Linked DNA regions of Homo sapiens: regions 2 and 3 are each linked to region 1. Evidence: chromatin loops called from intact Hi-C (ENCODE). Cell type or tissue: endothelial cell of umbilical vein. All regions are shown on one strand.

Region 1 (5,000 bases):
ATTAATAAACTTGGTTCTACCTTACATGGTGTGTCTTTCTTCATTACTTCTTTCTTGAAATTGTGAAATTTTCGAATCCAGTGGTTCTCAAACTTTAGCAGGTGTCAGAATCACTGGGAGGACTTGTTAAAACACATGAATGCATTTGCTCCGTGCCCATAATTTCTAACTTAGTAGGTCTGGGGTGGGGCTGGAGAATTTGTATTCTGATAAGATCGTAGGTGATGCTGTTTGCGGCTTGTTTGGGGACTACACTTTGAGAAGCATTGTTCTGATCCAGTTTTCTAGGAGGGGAAACAGAAAGGTAAGATTTTGTAGTTGGGAAGGGAAAGGTTCCTTTGTACTTAAAAATGCTGACTGACAAGACACAGAGGCCAGAGCCTCGTATGTAGGAAATCCCTGCCCATGAGGTCATCTGCTGGTTACAATCACTTGGGGACCATGTGAAATACAGATTCCCCAGACCTTACCCCTAGCAGTTCTGGAGTGGGAGACAGGGTAATCTATGTTTTAAAAGCTCCCTTGAAAATTTAATGCCTGGTGGGATTTATGACTTATGGGCTTAGATAAATGTTGATAATATTCACAACCTTTTATATAAGAAAATAATTTCTCACAGTCCCTTGGAGCTGGAATCTTAAAAACCCATTAGAGAAACGTCAGCTTAAATGTCTTTCATTGTGAATTATCACTGCAGAAGAAGACTTCCGTCGTTAGAACTGATTAAATACTTTTTTCAAAGATCAAATGAAAACAAATTTTAAGGTTCATATAGCACACTTAGATCCTGACAACATAGTGTCAGACTTGTTCAAGAAACGTTTTGCCTCATATCTCAGATATTTGAAACAACGTTATTTTGATTTTAAGGAAATTTATCAGTGATGATTGGAGATGGCCAATCCCTGCTTCTTGAGTTTTCTTATTGTCTACATTGGCCCTCTTTGCTTGTTGCAAACTATAAGCCAACAAAGGAAAAAAAAATGACAGCTCAGAAGTAAAAGGATGCTTTGTCTATAAAACTCAAAAACTTGGAGGAAGTTTCTTCAATGTGTAGAAGGTAGACTTTAGGGGAAGCTTATTAAATTTCTCTTTATTTCTGTTGTTGGGCTGGTTACCACTAACATCATTGCTCCTATAATTTAAAAATATACAGTTTTTAAATGTGAACTCAGGAATTTAAAAATATTTTGCATCATGAAGTACTTAAAGAAGTGCATTTCCTTTGTTCTTCCTCTTCCTTCTCCCAGGGAGTAATAAACCTGGACTTTTCTTTCAGCCTTCTTCCTGCCACAGGTCCCAGTTGTCCTTTCCTCAAGGGGATCCTCAAAGTGTCTCTTGGAGGTTTCTTGTGCAAAGTGATCATTCATTTCCCCGTGTTTGTGTGGGCAGGAATGGAGTGATTTTGCAGTTTCGTCTGTTTCCGGCTGGCTTGGACAGGCGCCCTGGGAAGCCTGTGGGCTGAACAATGAGGAGCTGGAGCCCAGTGACCTGGCAGGCCACCCCAACTCCCTTTGTCATTTATTCCACGAAGCCCTCCTTCTCTAGGGAAATCCTGTTTAGACCTCCAATGAAGAACTGGGAAGCCCTCTATAAACGCTGGCCAGCAGGGTTTCATGGCCAGAGCTCTCTCCAGTGAGGCCATGGGGCTGCTTCTAGGTGCTGCCCAATTCCAGAGTGAGAAGCCTAGTCTTTGAGGAGGAAAATGCAGCATTTGCCTGAAAAATACATTAACATTGGCTTTATCATGATGACACAATAAAATCCATAGAAAATCTACACATGATAACAGACAAGGCAGTCAGATGGGGGTGGGGGGGTGGGTGGGGGCAGGGAGCACGGCGGAGAAGCCAAACTCTGAACTTGGAGCAAAGCCATCCTTACACTCACCCGAGCCTTTTTGTTTGGAGGGGTTTGCCACAAAGAGTTTATAAAATTACAGTTTTAGGCCAGACAAGGTGGCTGGCTCACACCTGTAATCCCAGCACTTTGGGAGGCCAAAACAGGATGATTGCTTGAGGACAGGAATTCAAGATTAGCCTGGGCAACATAGCAAGACCCCGTGTCTTAAAAAAATGAAAAAAAAAATTTTTTTTAATTAGCTGGACCTGGCGTCATGCACCTGTACTCCCAGCGACTCTGGAGGCTGGGGCAGGAGGACAGCTTGAGCCCAGGAGTGAAGTATGATCGCACCACTGCACTCCATCCTGGTTGGCAGAGGAAGACCCTGTCTCTAACTTAATAAAATTACAGTTTTTAGGACTTCTTGAGGGATTAAGTACAGCTTGCTTTGGCGTTTTCATGCTGAGTGGTTCTCTTGTAAACTTGCCGCTGGTGAGAGGAGGCTGATTTAGTCCCTTCCTGTTATCCATTAGCCGGGGCTAAACCTCTGGGGACCCGCACTGGCCATTGTGATTTATTTTTCCACTTCTAGGAATTCCCAAGTAAAGTAAATCTAAGGGAAGAGCAGGCGAGTTCACGGGCTTTCACTGTAAATATGCCCCGAAAGGAAAGCAGTAGCAGGCTTCCCACGCTCTTGCCCCATACCGAACGCACGCTTGCATTCTCCGTGGGGGAAAGCTACTTTTCAGATACGGAGCGGACCTTCAGGTGCTGTGTCAGCTCTTGCATTTGCAGAGCAACTCGTTTGAACGGGAACGTTTTAATGGCCTGCCCTCTAGTGTCGACTGCGTAAAACCACTCCGGACTGGAGTTGGAATAGTTCAGGGATAAAAACACTGTATGTTCAGAGGCGCTTGTGCTTTGGAGAAACTTGAAGGTACACAGCTTATGTTGCCTGCTTAGGGCGGGTAGGTGTTTTATTTCCTTTACACGCTCCTGAAAATGGCAAGGCTTGTTTTGGAAAGATGAGAGAACAGGACGTTTTGCTCCCATCACCATCTATCCTGCTTGGGATCTTGCTGCTGGGAGTTTATCGCGGCAGGATGGAGCTGGGCCTTGTCCTCCCACCAGTTTTCAAATGTGGTTTCTAGACGACGATGGTGACTGCCTAAAGCTGCTCATCTTCCAGGCAGAGGCACTGTCCTAAAGGTGTCCTCAATGGGGCTGGGAGGACAATGCTCTGCACCCTCCCTCCCAGGGAACACCACCCTCCATTGGAACTTCAGAGGTTTTTGTGACAAAAGGCCCCAGGACCCTGGTTTGCACTTCAATTCCTCTTCAAAATGAGCAACTCTCCAGAAACAAGGAATAGAACATCTTTATATTTCTTCTAAAACCACCAGTGTGTTACTTCTACACACTGTACTTAGAAATACACACATATATGCATACATACCACCAGTGTGAATCACCTGGATTTTGCTTTGGTCTTGTCAGAAGCGTTTGAACCAGAACAACTCCATTGTGAATAGGACCTGGGTAAAATGAGGCTGAAACCTACTGGGCTATGTTCCCAGATGGCTAGGCATTCTAAGTCACAGGATAAGATAGAAGGTTGGCACAAGACACAGGTCATAGACACCTTGCTGATAAAACAGGTTGCAGTAAAGAAGCCCACAAAAACCAAGATGGCGATGAGAGTGACCTCTGGTCGTCCTCACTGTTACACTCCCACCAACGCCATGACAGTTTACAAATGCCATGGCAATGTCAGGAAGTTACCCTACATGGTCTAGAAAGGCGAGACATGACTAATCCACCCCTCGTTTAGCACATCATCAAAAAATGACCATAAAAATGGGCAATTGGCAACCCTGAGAACTCCTCTGTCTATGGAGTAGCCATTCTTTTATTCCTTTTTTTTGTTAATAAATTTGCTTTCACTTTATAGACTCACCCTGAGGATGGCTTGAGCCCAGGAGTTTGAGACCAGCCTGGGCAACATAGTGAGACCGTCTCCCTACAAAAAATTTTTCTAATTGGTGGACATGGTGACACAAGCCTATAATTCCAGCTATGTTGGAGGCTGAGGTGGGAGGATTGCTTGAGCCTAGGAGATGGAGGCTGCAGTGAGCCATGATTGCACTGCTGCATTCCAGCCTGAGCAACAGAGCAAGATCCTGACTCAAACAAAAAAAATACGTAAAAAAGAAAACAATCAGCTGGGTGTGGTGGCTCACACCTGTAATCCCAGCACTTTGGGAGGCCTAGGCAGGCAGATCATGAGGTCAGGAGATCAAGACCATCCTGGTAACACAGTGAAACCCCGTCTCTACTAAAAATACAAAAAATTAGCCGGGTGTGGTGGCGGGCACCTGTAGTCCCAGCTACTCTGGAGGCTGAGGCAGGAGAATGGTGTGAACCCAGGAGGGAGAGCTTGCAGTGAGCCAAGATCACGCCACTGCACTCTAGCCTGGGAGACAGACTGAGACTCCAACTCAAAAAAACAAAAAAAGAAAACAATCAACATTTTGTGGGACATTTTAAACATAGAGAATGATTTATTATGATTAAGTCATAGTCTGCATTCTGTATTTATTTGAAGTAAATTATCTTAAATTCAAGTTGTTAGAGTGACTCAAGTTTTATAAAGAAAATAGCCATATTTCCACACTTGTGCTGTCTTTAGTCTTGTTACTTTGCAACTGAATCAGGCCCACTAGTTCTCTGGCTACCTGTTGCAGGCTGGGTACTAGGGGTGAATATATCATCTATCCCTTGAAATAACAGGTCACATTTATTGACTAGAAGTTTACTGTGTTCCAGGCAGGTGTTATAAGCACGCTGCATAAGTTCCTGAGGAAATGTAAACTGATGGAGGGGAAAACCCCACATGTGGAAAATTTCCAATTCATCAAGAGCTAAACTGACATCTCTCAAAATGGTGCCTGGTTGAGATACAGGAAGAACACAGGGGTTAATGGAAGATGGTCTCAAGAAGGAAGAGAGGTTTGGTCTGGGCCCCTGGGGAATGTGGAAGGGGCCATAATAAAGCCTATGCTGCTGGGGAGGTTGGGAAGGGCCCAGAACCTCCAGACGAAAGAGTGGGGAAAAGCTCAGATAAGCAGCAAGGTCCAGTATAGAGAGTCTTGGAATTG
Region 2 (5,000 bases), 260 kb before region 1:
TGTATATAACATGTTTAGTAACTCCTGGCAAATAGTTATTCAAGATTGTTACTATTGTCATGTTCATCAAGTTCTTATTCCCTCTCGTGTGCTAGACACTGCACTCACCATCAGGATTGCAGCTAAGGGTAGACATGGTTCTTCTCAGGAAGCCAAGCTGACTAGTGTCTGGCAAGTAGTAAGTGCTGAAGAACAATTAGCTTTTTTTTTTTTTGTCTCTGATAAAACAGACCTTTTTTTTTTTTACACTTTAAGTTTTAGGGTACATGTGCACAGCATGCAGGTTTGTTACATATACATGTGCCATGTTGGTGTGCTTTTGTTAATAAACAACACAATGAGAGGAGTTACTAAGGAACCCAACTTTAAGCAGGGGTCTTCACCACAAAATGAGCTTCCCACCTTAAAAGGTCAATTGATTTGGGGTCATATTCTTAATTTATAAAACATTCCAACGATTTCATTATAAAGACAATCATCAACAGAAAAACAGTTAAAGGCTTTGGACACAAAATTTGTAGAAGGAAATATAAATAGTGAAAAAATGAATGCATAAGGATGATGTACAAGTAAGTTTCCTATGCTTTCTAATTTTATGAATTTTTCCAAACTTTCTGAACATGTGTTACTTTAACAATTATTTTTAGATTATTATTTCCATAGAACTAGGACTTAAAATACCTATAAATGAAGAAGACAGGATCCTCCTCTACAATCCTCCAGTTATAAGCATCTGTTGAAGTTTTGTCATAATCTTGCTCCAAAAGAAAAGACCTGTAGGAGTTATTTCAAAAACTAACTCTTGGTAGTGCTTCTTGTAGGTAAAGAGAAAGTTAAATCCTCACTGTTAAACAAGGAAGGGAAAGAGAAGGTTTGGTTAATGGCCACAAGACTCTTCACTGACAGTCAACTAGGTAGGGATGTCAGTCATCATCCCTACCTAGAGATGATGAAGTCATCATGACTGCTTCCTAGAACGAGTCTTAATTCTATTAAAGTTTATCAGATAATTGCTTATCCATTTTTATCAGAGAATGCATATATTTCTTCCCAGAATGAGGTTGTAAATTAAATCAGACCCAGAAAGAGTTTGGGACAACTTTTCTTTCCACATCTTCCAATTTTCCTTTTCTTCCTCTAGTTCTTATTTCTATGATGGGTCTTCCTCCCTAGTGAGCTACCTGATCCAGAAACCTGGAAGTTAATCTCTCCTTTGCACTTTCAGGCCCAATCACCAAGTCCTGGGTCCCATTTGTTAAATAAATCTCTCAGTTCAGTTCCCTCCTTTCCAAAGCCCCCAACCACAACTTTAGTCTAGGCCCTAACCAGTTATTTCACCCTCGGACTCCTGGGATTATTTCCTAATCAGTTCCCAAGCCTCTGAGTCAAAACAGCCTGGACGAATATAAATTCATTTTTTCTATATTATCAAAAATATCCCTGACATTTATTACATATTTCTCGATTTCCCAATTATAAAAATTGTCACTTCATACTTCAGTCACATCTGTATTTAATATTATTTTTCACGAGTTCTTTTAAAAGATGACTTTTGGGCTATGCATAGCGGCTCACGTCTGCACACTCTCAGCACTTTGGGAGGCCAATGTGGGAGGGTCATTTGAGGCCAGGAGCTTAAGACCAGCCTAGGTAACATGGCAAGACCCCATCTCTACAAAAAGTAAAACAATTAGTTGGGCATGGTTGCACGAGCTTGTATTTCCAGCTACTCCAGAGGCTGAGGCAGGAGGCTTGCTTGAGCCCAGGAGTTTGAGGTTACAGTGAGCTGCAATTGTGCCACTGCACTCCAGCCTGGGTAGCAGCCTGGGTGGCAGAGTGAGACCCTGTGTTCCAAGTTAATCTTGGTTAAGAGATTCCTCATTCTCTGACTGATGAGATTCCCAAGGGGATTCAGGACAGCTGAGCTCCTTCTGGACTATCTGTCTTTAGGTAGATAAGGGGAGCTCAGAGAAAGCCTCTGCCTGCGTCTTCTGTTCCCCAAGTGCCCCCTAGTTTGAAGTAATCAGCATACCAAAGCAGCTGGCATATTCCGGGGTGGCATTTCTTGAACTCCTTCAGGCCAATAACTTTGTTTTTACTTACAACTAAAATCATCCTAATTGATATACTCTCTCTCCAGCTTCCCTCCCAATGCATAACCTGAATCCCAAAAATAAATTGAACATTTTATGGAAGCCCATAAAAGCAGAGGTTTTTGAGATTTTTCTAAGGAAAATAGGAACATCAGTTAAAGCACTTAATAACATTTATTAACCAAAACTAAATTATTGCTACAATCATAATGGCAAGGGAGTAACCAGAAATTTTGAGGTGCAGCTCTTGCAAAATACAAGGAAATTCACAGAGAAGGAGCAGGATGCTTGTTGCATATTAATGGCTCTTTCTGAGGTAGGAACCTGCAGTAAACCGCCTCCTGGCTATATGTGGCTTATCTGTAAGATGTTGTGAAATACTCCCTCTACCCCTAACCCCAGCTCCAACCTCCACCCCTTCCCTGAGCTTCATCCTAGATGCAGGGGCTAGCATGAGGTGGGGTTCTGTGATGAGGTGAGATGAGTGTTTTGCACATGACTTAGTAATTTTTAGGAGTTGAAAATTAAATTACTTTCAGGCCACCTCAAAATATCCCTGAGTCAAAACACCTGCATCCAAGTAGCAGCTTCAAAATGCCAGGTATTCTTTGCCTTTTTCTGGCTGGCCTTGCCTCATTAACTTAGTTTCCATTCAGCCTCCCGAGGAATTTTTATAAGATCTGATCTAATCATGAATTTGTTTAAAAATCCTTCTGGCTTCTGTTTTCCTTCCTCCCACCCCATCTGCTGGCTTCCTAGCTCTGGTTATATCAAGCTACACACAGTTGCCCAAATGAGCATGAGTCATGCCTCCATGCCTGTGCAAACCCCTTCCTCTGCTCAGAGGCTCATTTCCTGCACCCTGCCTGATGAAGCCCTTATCTCGGGTGGTATCCTCTGGGAAGTACTCCGTGTCTCGCAGGCAGGGGTTAGTTAGCCATTTCCTGCTCTGGGCTCCCACAGCATTCTGTGCTGATCCTCTAATATCACACTTATGCCTTCAGTGGAATTACTTACTCTCATATTTGTCTCTCTTGCTAGGCTGTGAGTTCCTCAAGGGCAGAAGATGTGTCTTCTTTATCTTTATAGCCCTTGAACTTGGCGTGGTACATCACAGGGCAAGTATTCAATAAATGTCGAATGAGTGAATGCACGGATGAATAAATGAATAATAAATTGATAAGAGAACCCAACTATAATAGGATGATAACACTGGGGCCTCTTTCATAGCTACACAATTTTCAATTTGTTCCTGTGAAATTTGATGTTGCTATGGTTTTCTACCTTCTACTTGAGGAAAAGGGAAGTTTGTGTTGTCCTTTTGGGTTTGGGAAGAAAGTTCTGATCTTTAGTCGTACTTGTATGTCATGATACGTCATTGCCTAAACTTTAAGGATTTCAATCTGATTTAGATGGAAATTTCCTGGATACTAAATGAGAGAATCCATGGAAAGTGCATGCCACACACAGGCATTAGAAACATTAGCTCTTATCAGCCGGACGTGGTGGCTCACACCTGCAGGCTCTTTTTTGGTTCCATATGAACTTGAAAGTAGTTTTTTCCAATTCTGTGAAGAAAGTCATTGGTAGCTTGATGGGGATGGCATTGAATCTATAAATTACTTTGGGCAGTATGGCCATTTTCACGATATTGATTCTTCCTATCCATGAGCATGGAATGTTCTTCCATTTGTTTGTGTCCTCTTTTATTTCCTTGAGCAGTGGTTTGTAATTCTCCTTGAAGAGGTCCTACACATCCCTTGTAAGTTGGATTCCTAGGTATTTTATTCTCTTTGAAGCAATTGTGAATGGGAGTTCACTCATGATTTGGCTCTCTGTTTGTCTGTTATTGGTGTATAGGAACGCTTGTGATTTTTGCACATTGATTTTGTATCCTGAGACTTTGCTGAAGTTGCTTATCAGCTTAAGGAGATTTTGGGCTGAGATGATGGGGTTTTCTAAATACAAAATCATGTCATCTGCAAACAGGGACAATTTGACTTCCTCTTTTCCTAATTGAATACCCTTTATTTCTTTCTCCTGCCTAATTGTCCTGGCCAGAACTTCCAACACTATGTTGAATAGGACTGGTGAGAGAGGGCATCCCTGTCTTGTGCCAGTTTTCAAAGGCAATGCTTCCAGTTTTTGCCCGTTCAGTATGATATTGGCTGTGGGTTTGTCATGAATAGCTCTTATTATTTTGAGATACATCCCATCAATACCTAATTTATTGAGAGTTTTAGCATGAAGGGCCGTTGAATTTTATCAAAGGCCTTTTCTGCATCTATTGGGATAATCATGTGGTTTTTGTCTTTGGTTCTGTTTATATGATGGATTACGTTTATTAATTTGCATATGTTGAACCAGCCTTGCATCCCAGGGATGAAGCCCACTTGATCATGGTGGATAAGCTTTTTGATGTGCTGCTGAATTCGGTTTGCCAGTATTTTATTGAGAATTTTTGCGTCAATGTTCATCAGGGATATTGGTCTAAAATTCTCTTTTTTTGTTGTGTCTCTGCCAGACTTTAGTATCAGGTTGATGCTGGTCTCATAAAATGAGTTAGGGAGGATTCCCTCTTTTTCTATTGATTGGAATAGTTTCAGAAGGAATGGTACCAGCTCCTCCTTGTACCTCTGGTAGAATTCGGCTGTGAATCCGTCTGGTCCTGCTGGACTTTCTTGGTTGGTAGGCTCTTAATTATTGCCTCAATTTCAGAGCCTATTATTGGTCTATTCAGGGATTCAACTTCTTCCTCGTTTAGTCTTGGGAGGGTGTATGTGTCGAGGAATTTATCCATTTCTTCTAGATTTTCTAGTTTATTTGTGTAGAGGTGTTTATAGTAGTCTCTGATGGTAGTTTGTATCTCTCTGGGATCAGTGGTGATATCCCCTTTATAATTTTTTA
Region 3 (5,000 bases), 360 kb before region 1:
TAATGAAGCTATTTCTTCATTATGATGCCTTTTTAGTTATTCAAGGCTCCTTTTGTGTCTCTTAGTAGAGTTTTAAAGTTTTCTTCATAGAGATCTTGAATAATTCTTCTTAATACTTTACCCCCAAGTATTTGTTATTTTAAATTTTTTATTTTTCCTTCTTATTAAAAAATTCAAGCTTACCAGAAAGTTGCAAAAATAGTACAAAGAACTCCCATACTCCTCTTGCTCAGATTCACCAAGTTTTAACATGTTGCCATATTTATTTTATTATCTCTTTCTCAGTATAGATACATTTTTTTCTGACCCATTGGAGAGTATGTTACTTTTATCATGCCCCTTTACCTGTTAATTCTTCCATGTGTATTTCCTACAGACAAAAATATTTCTTATGTTGTAATAATACAGTAATCAAACTCAGGAAATTTAAAATTGCTATATGCTATTATTTAATCTGCAGCCCATATTCCAATCTCATTAATTGTCACAATAATGTCATCTGTAGCAATTTCATTCTTTCTTGGGACAGGATCAGTCGCGGATCATTGGTTATCATGACTCTTCACTCTCTTTAGAGGACGTTCCTCAGTCTCTCTTTGTCTTTCATAAGAATGTCTTTGACTTTCATAAGACATTTTGGAGAAGGCAGGTCAGTTGTTTTATAGAATTTTTTCAGTTTGGGTTTGTCTGATGGTTTCTCATAGTCAGATTCAGGTATGAACTTTTGGCTGGAAAACAATATGAATGCTATTGTGTTCTTGGGGTATCATATTCACAGGCTTATTTATTTCTTATTTTAGCAATATTAATTTTAATAATTAACCCATTTGTTTCTTTTATTATTATTATTATTTTTTTGGACAGAGTCTCACTCTGTTGCCCAGGCTGGAGTGCAGTGGCATGACTGCAGCTCACTGCAACCTCTGCCTCCCAGGTTCAAGTGATTCTCCTGCCTCAGCCTTCCAAGTAGCTGGGATTACAGGCAGGCACCACCATGCCCAGCTAATTTTTGTATTTTTAGTAGAGATGAGGTTTCACCACGTTGGCCAGGCTGGTCTTGAACTCCTGACCTCAAGTGTTCCACTCGCCTTGGCTTCCCAAAGTGCTGAGATTACAGGCATGAGCCACCGCACTCAGCCCTACTTTGTGTTGTAATTCGTTGTGATATATATATGCATGTGTGTATGTGTGTGTGTATATGTTTATACATGTACATATAAATATGTAAATATATATCTTTCTGTCATTCCTTCTGATATTAATTCTGTATCCAACTATTTGTTTAAAGAAATGGGTCTCTCACGTTTCTGTACATCTTGCAAGCAGAGGCTCTGCCTGCCTGGGTCCAGACACTTTTTTCACGTTGTTGTAGTGAACAGTCAAGGAAGATAGAGATAGTCCCTTCCTCTCAAGCAGGGGAAAAGTTCATTTACTGTCCAGAATTGTGGTCCTTGAAAGTCACCTGTGTTAGGTACTTGGACTTTTGAATCACTTGTAGTCTGATATTAGTATACTTTTTATCATAAAAGTGACTGTCACAAAATTAGCCACTCAACAATAGGCTGATTGTGAAGAAATTCAATGGACCTTCCATGTTCTCTACCATTCACAGGCATCTGGTATCATTGAGTGTTAGAATGGCCTCCTAAAAAACCCACTCAAAAAGATTTCTAATTCTCCTTCCTTCACCTCCTACCACTCAACACACCTTAGTGAGGCAATCTGATCAATTAACGCAGCTATTTCCCAAAAGGAGTCATTTCCTCTCAGTCACTCCCTGGGTGATGACCAGAGGTGAAGGGCTATGTAGACTTAGTGGGATTCTGTCCCGACCATTCTTGGGCACGCTTCTTTCTTTCTTCTAAGAGCAACCAGGGCCAGCCTGTTTGGCACACCCTCCGAGCGACAACTAGCCAAAAGGGGGCACAGAAGAGTCAAACTTAATTCTGACTCAGGCACTGGGATTCTCTTTTTGTATTGACATGATCCTAGATCATAAAGATAATGACCACTAAGTTAAGCACACTGCTTGCCAAGTCCCCATATAGTGGCCCAGGTTGGCCAGAGTTTGTGATGTAATAGGCCTCTGTAAGTTTTGTCCATCTTGCACTTGACCTTTTCAACAAAATGATGAGTAAAAGCAGGGATATGACTGGAAAAGAAGGTGAAGACATAGCCACTGGACTGGATTTTGTAGCAATGGAAGAGGGAGCAAAAACCTTAGCACCTGCAGAGGGAACACCCTAGATCCTAGTGGTATGGGGAAGAGAGGGACATTAATATTTCTTTTTCTTTTCTTTTCTTTTCTTTTCTTTTCTTTTCTTTTCTTTTCTTTTCTTTTCTTTTCTTTTCTTTCTTTCTTTTCTTTCTTTCCTTCTTTCTTCCTTTTTCTTTCTTTCCTTCTTTCTTCTTTCTTTATTTTTTTAAGAACCACCCTGGAGCCTTCCCCATGAAGGAAAATGCTCAAAAATGCTCTGATGTGGCTCTCCTATGAACAGTGAGAAAGGGATGACAGAGTAGAGATAATTACTTTCTTAAGTTCTTATTTATCAGAGAGGCTGAGGGGAAGGACAGAAAGCTAAATTTTCATCTTCCATGGTGGGAAATTAATAGATGATGCCTAACCCCATAATTTTTGTTAGGTCCATATTCAGGTTTATTTTATTATGACTATTAAACCTTATCCATAGATAAGCCAGGTAGTAAACTAGGATTACTTTTTTTTTTTTTTTTTTTTTTGCTGTGCAATTTTTTGCAGAATGCCAGAGGGGTTGGGATCCAGTATACAAGTGGAGAATATGGCCCTAAAATTAGTTTTCTATATACTTTACACTAATTTAACTCTAAAATCTCCATGATTATCTAAATCTTTTTTTCAGAACTTTCATCAGTGGTTATGTATACTCTCGCTCTGACAAACTTGGTTCATCTGCTGTAATTGGAAAGATTCTGGCAGAGTATATGCATATAGATGAAGGTAGATTTGTTGAAGGAATGCCAAAAAAGTTATTTTATGATTGCAGCTGTTTTCTGAGTGAAATAAAAAGCGAGTTCATCAGTGAGAGTGAGAAAGGGCAAGAGGCTCGAAATTTAAGAAGAGGGAAGAAAGTGTGCAACAGCTGTAGAGGAAACTGAGTAAATAAACACAGGAAATGAAATAGGATTTTTCAGGCATACTGGAAGCCCTCTTGAGATTTGTGATCACTCATTTAAAGTAATGACCCTCAGCATATTGGGTGGTTTTATCCAGTCATGTTCAGTTTCTCAAATTTGGGGACAGAGTAGGCAGGGCATTAGACCAGGGCTATAACGTTGCTGGGCAAGGACAACAGAGGGCAGAGGGACTAGGAGTGGAGTTTTCCTGCAGGAGAATGATGATGATCATGATGATGATGATGGATCATGGCTTCTAAGCTGGGTAAGGAAGGAAATGAGAACATGCAGTTTCCTGCATGGACCTTGGTGTGTCGGAAAGAAAAAAAGAGAGAGAGAGAGAGAGAGGGAACATGAAGGGATTGCTGGACAGTGAAAAGATTGGAGGGTGGATGGACTGGATATTCTGGTGAGGGCAAAGAGTTGCTGGAGTGACAGTAGTTGAGGAAGTCAACTGAAAACATAGAAGGTACCAGAGCAGAGCCATTGAAATCAAGGATTAGATGGTGTTGCAGTTGTTGGTAGTGGGCAGTGTCTATATATGGCCATAAATGAGGTCAAGATGACAAATGTGGCAGGATCCTACAACTGCTTGAGCAAAGGACAATAATGGCATTTTAAGAACATTTGCTTGGTGTTGGCTAACTACCTATTTTAATGAGGAATTTCATTTATAAACTGGTTGTAGATAACTAAAGGGAAAAAAGCAACCCACCTAAGTTAATGTTACTCCAAGGAACAGAAGCCATTTAACAAAATCTCTAAAGATCTATCAACAGATAAATGGATAAATAGAACATTGTACATCCATAAAACAGAGTATATTTTATCAATAAAATGGAATATTGATACATGCTACAACATAGATGAACCTTGAAAACACTATGCTAAGTAAAAGATGCCTGTTATGAAAGACCATATATTGTATAACTCCGTTTATATGCAATGTCCAGAATAGGCAAATCTATAGAGACAATATAGATTGGTGATTTCCTAGGGCTGAGGGAGGGAGGATGGAGAGAAATGTGGAGTGATTGCTAATAGGTATAGGGGTAATGAAAACATTCTAAAATTGTGGTGGTAGTTGCATAACTCTATGACTACACTAGAAACCATTTAATTGTATACTTTCAATAGGTGAACTGTGTGATATGTGAGTTATATCTCAAACCTATTATTTAAAAAAAATCTTTAAATAATCAGTAGCTGAGTAAGACATCTGAGAAAATTGAGATTCAAAGAGAGTCAATGATTTGCTTAAAGTCCACTGCTAGAGCCAGTACTTAAACTGGGTTTGTGAGGTCTGGGACCAAACTCCTAACTTTACAATATGTGTTATATTGACACTGCTGATTTAATGTTTGACTTATTTTCCCTGTCTATTGTCTCTTCCTATATTATGAGTAAGTTATTTCAAGGGTAGTGAGAGGACACCTTTATGAGGTAAAATGACCATCCTCAGCAGAAATATGCTGACAAAAAGTAGAGAGGAGCTGAAAGTGAGGCAAGGAGGGTAATTCTCTAAACTTGGAACTGTCTCTTCTAATGTGTGATTGCAATGAATTATTTTGTGTGTTTGGAGCCCTTGTATTCACTATATTGTATTCTTTCCTTTATTAATCCAACAAAAAAAAGTTTTGGGTATTTGCAATGTGCCAGACAATTTTTTCTATAATTTAAGAGAAATTACCAGTGTCTACCTACTTTTTGCTCTTAAAAATTCCAAGCTTGAACTTATTGGTAACTGTGCTTAACCAGAAATTTGTGCTCTCAAGTTCTGTACATTATGTCCAATTCTCTAAACCTATATGGAATAAATTTTCCCTAAGCTTTTGTTAAAAACAATT

What was found. Peaks named below come from ENCODE experiments on the same cell type or tissue, not always from the same donor. Only the 100,000 strongest peaks of a DNase experiment are listed, where the experiment ranks them.
Region 2: it touches region 1 in a loop (4-fold over the local background); 7 of 110 quality-filtered maps call a loop at or near these places.
Region 3: it touches region 1 in a loop (6-fold over the local background); 18 of 110 quality-filtered maps call a loop at or near these places.

Annotation. Positions count from the first base shown.
Region 1 is chr4:98,465,391-98,470,390 of GRCh38, reverse strand. TSPAN5 (tetraspanin 5) reads left to right here. Exons shown (of 8, transcript NM_005723.4): 8 at 1-24. Among named protein-coding and RNA genes, the nearest start is that of TSPAN5, 190 kb to the left of the region's middle. In endothelial cell of umbilical vein, a CTCF peak has its summit at 2,690 (motif pointing left); DNase peaks (open chromatin) are centred at 1,520 and 2,640; H3K4me3 peaks cover 296 bases; H3K27ac peaks cover 544 bases.
Region 2 is chr4:98,726,556-98,731,555 of GRCh38, reverse strand. No RefSeq gene overlaps it. Among named protein-coding and RNA genes, the nearest start is that of TSPAN5-DT, 70 kb to the right of the region's middle. In endothelial cell of umbilical vein, no CTCF peak of the experiment used is centred here; a DNase peak (open chromatin) is centred at 2,935; H3K27ac peaks cover 1,339 bases.
Region 3 is chr4:98,825,931-98,830,930 of GRCh38, reverse strand. All of the region lies in intron 2 of LOC105377343 (a long non-coding RNA gene), which reads left to right. Among named protein-coding and RNA genes, the nearest start is that of EIF4E, 100 kb to the left of the region's middle. In endothelial cell of umbilical vein, no CTCF peak of the experiment used is centred here; no DNase peak of the experiment used is centred here.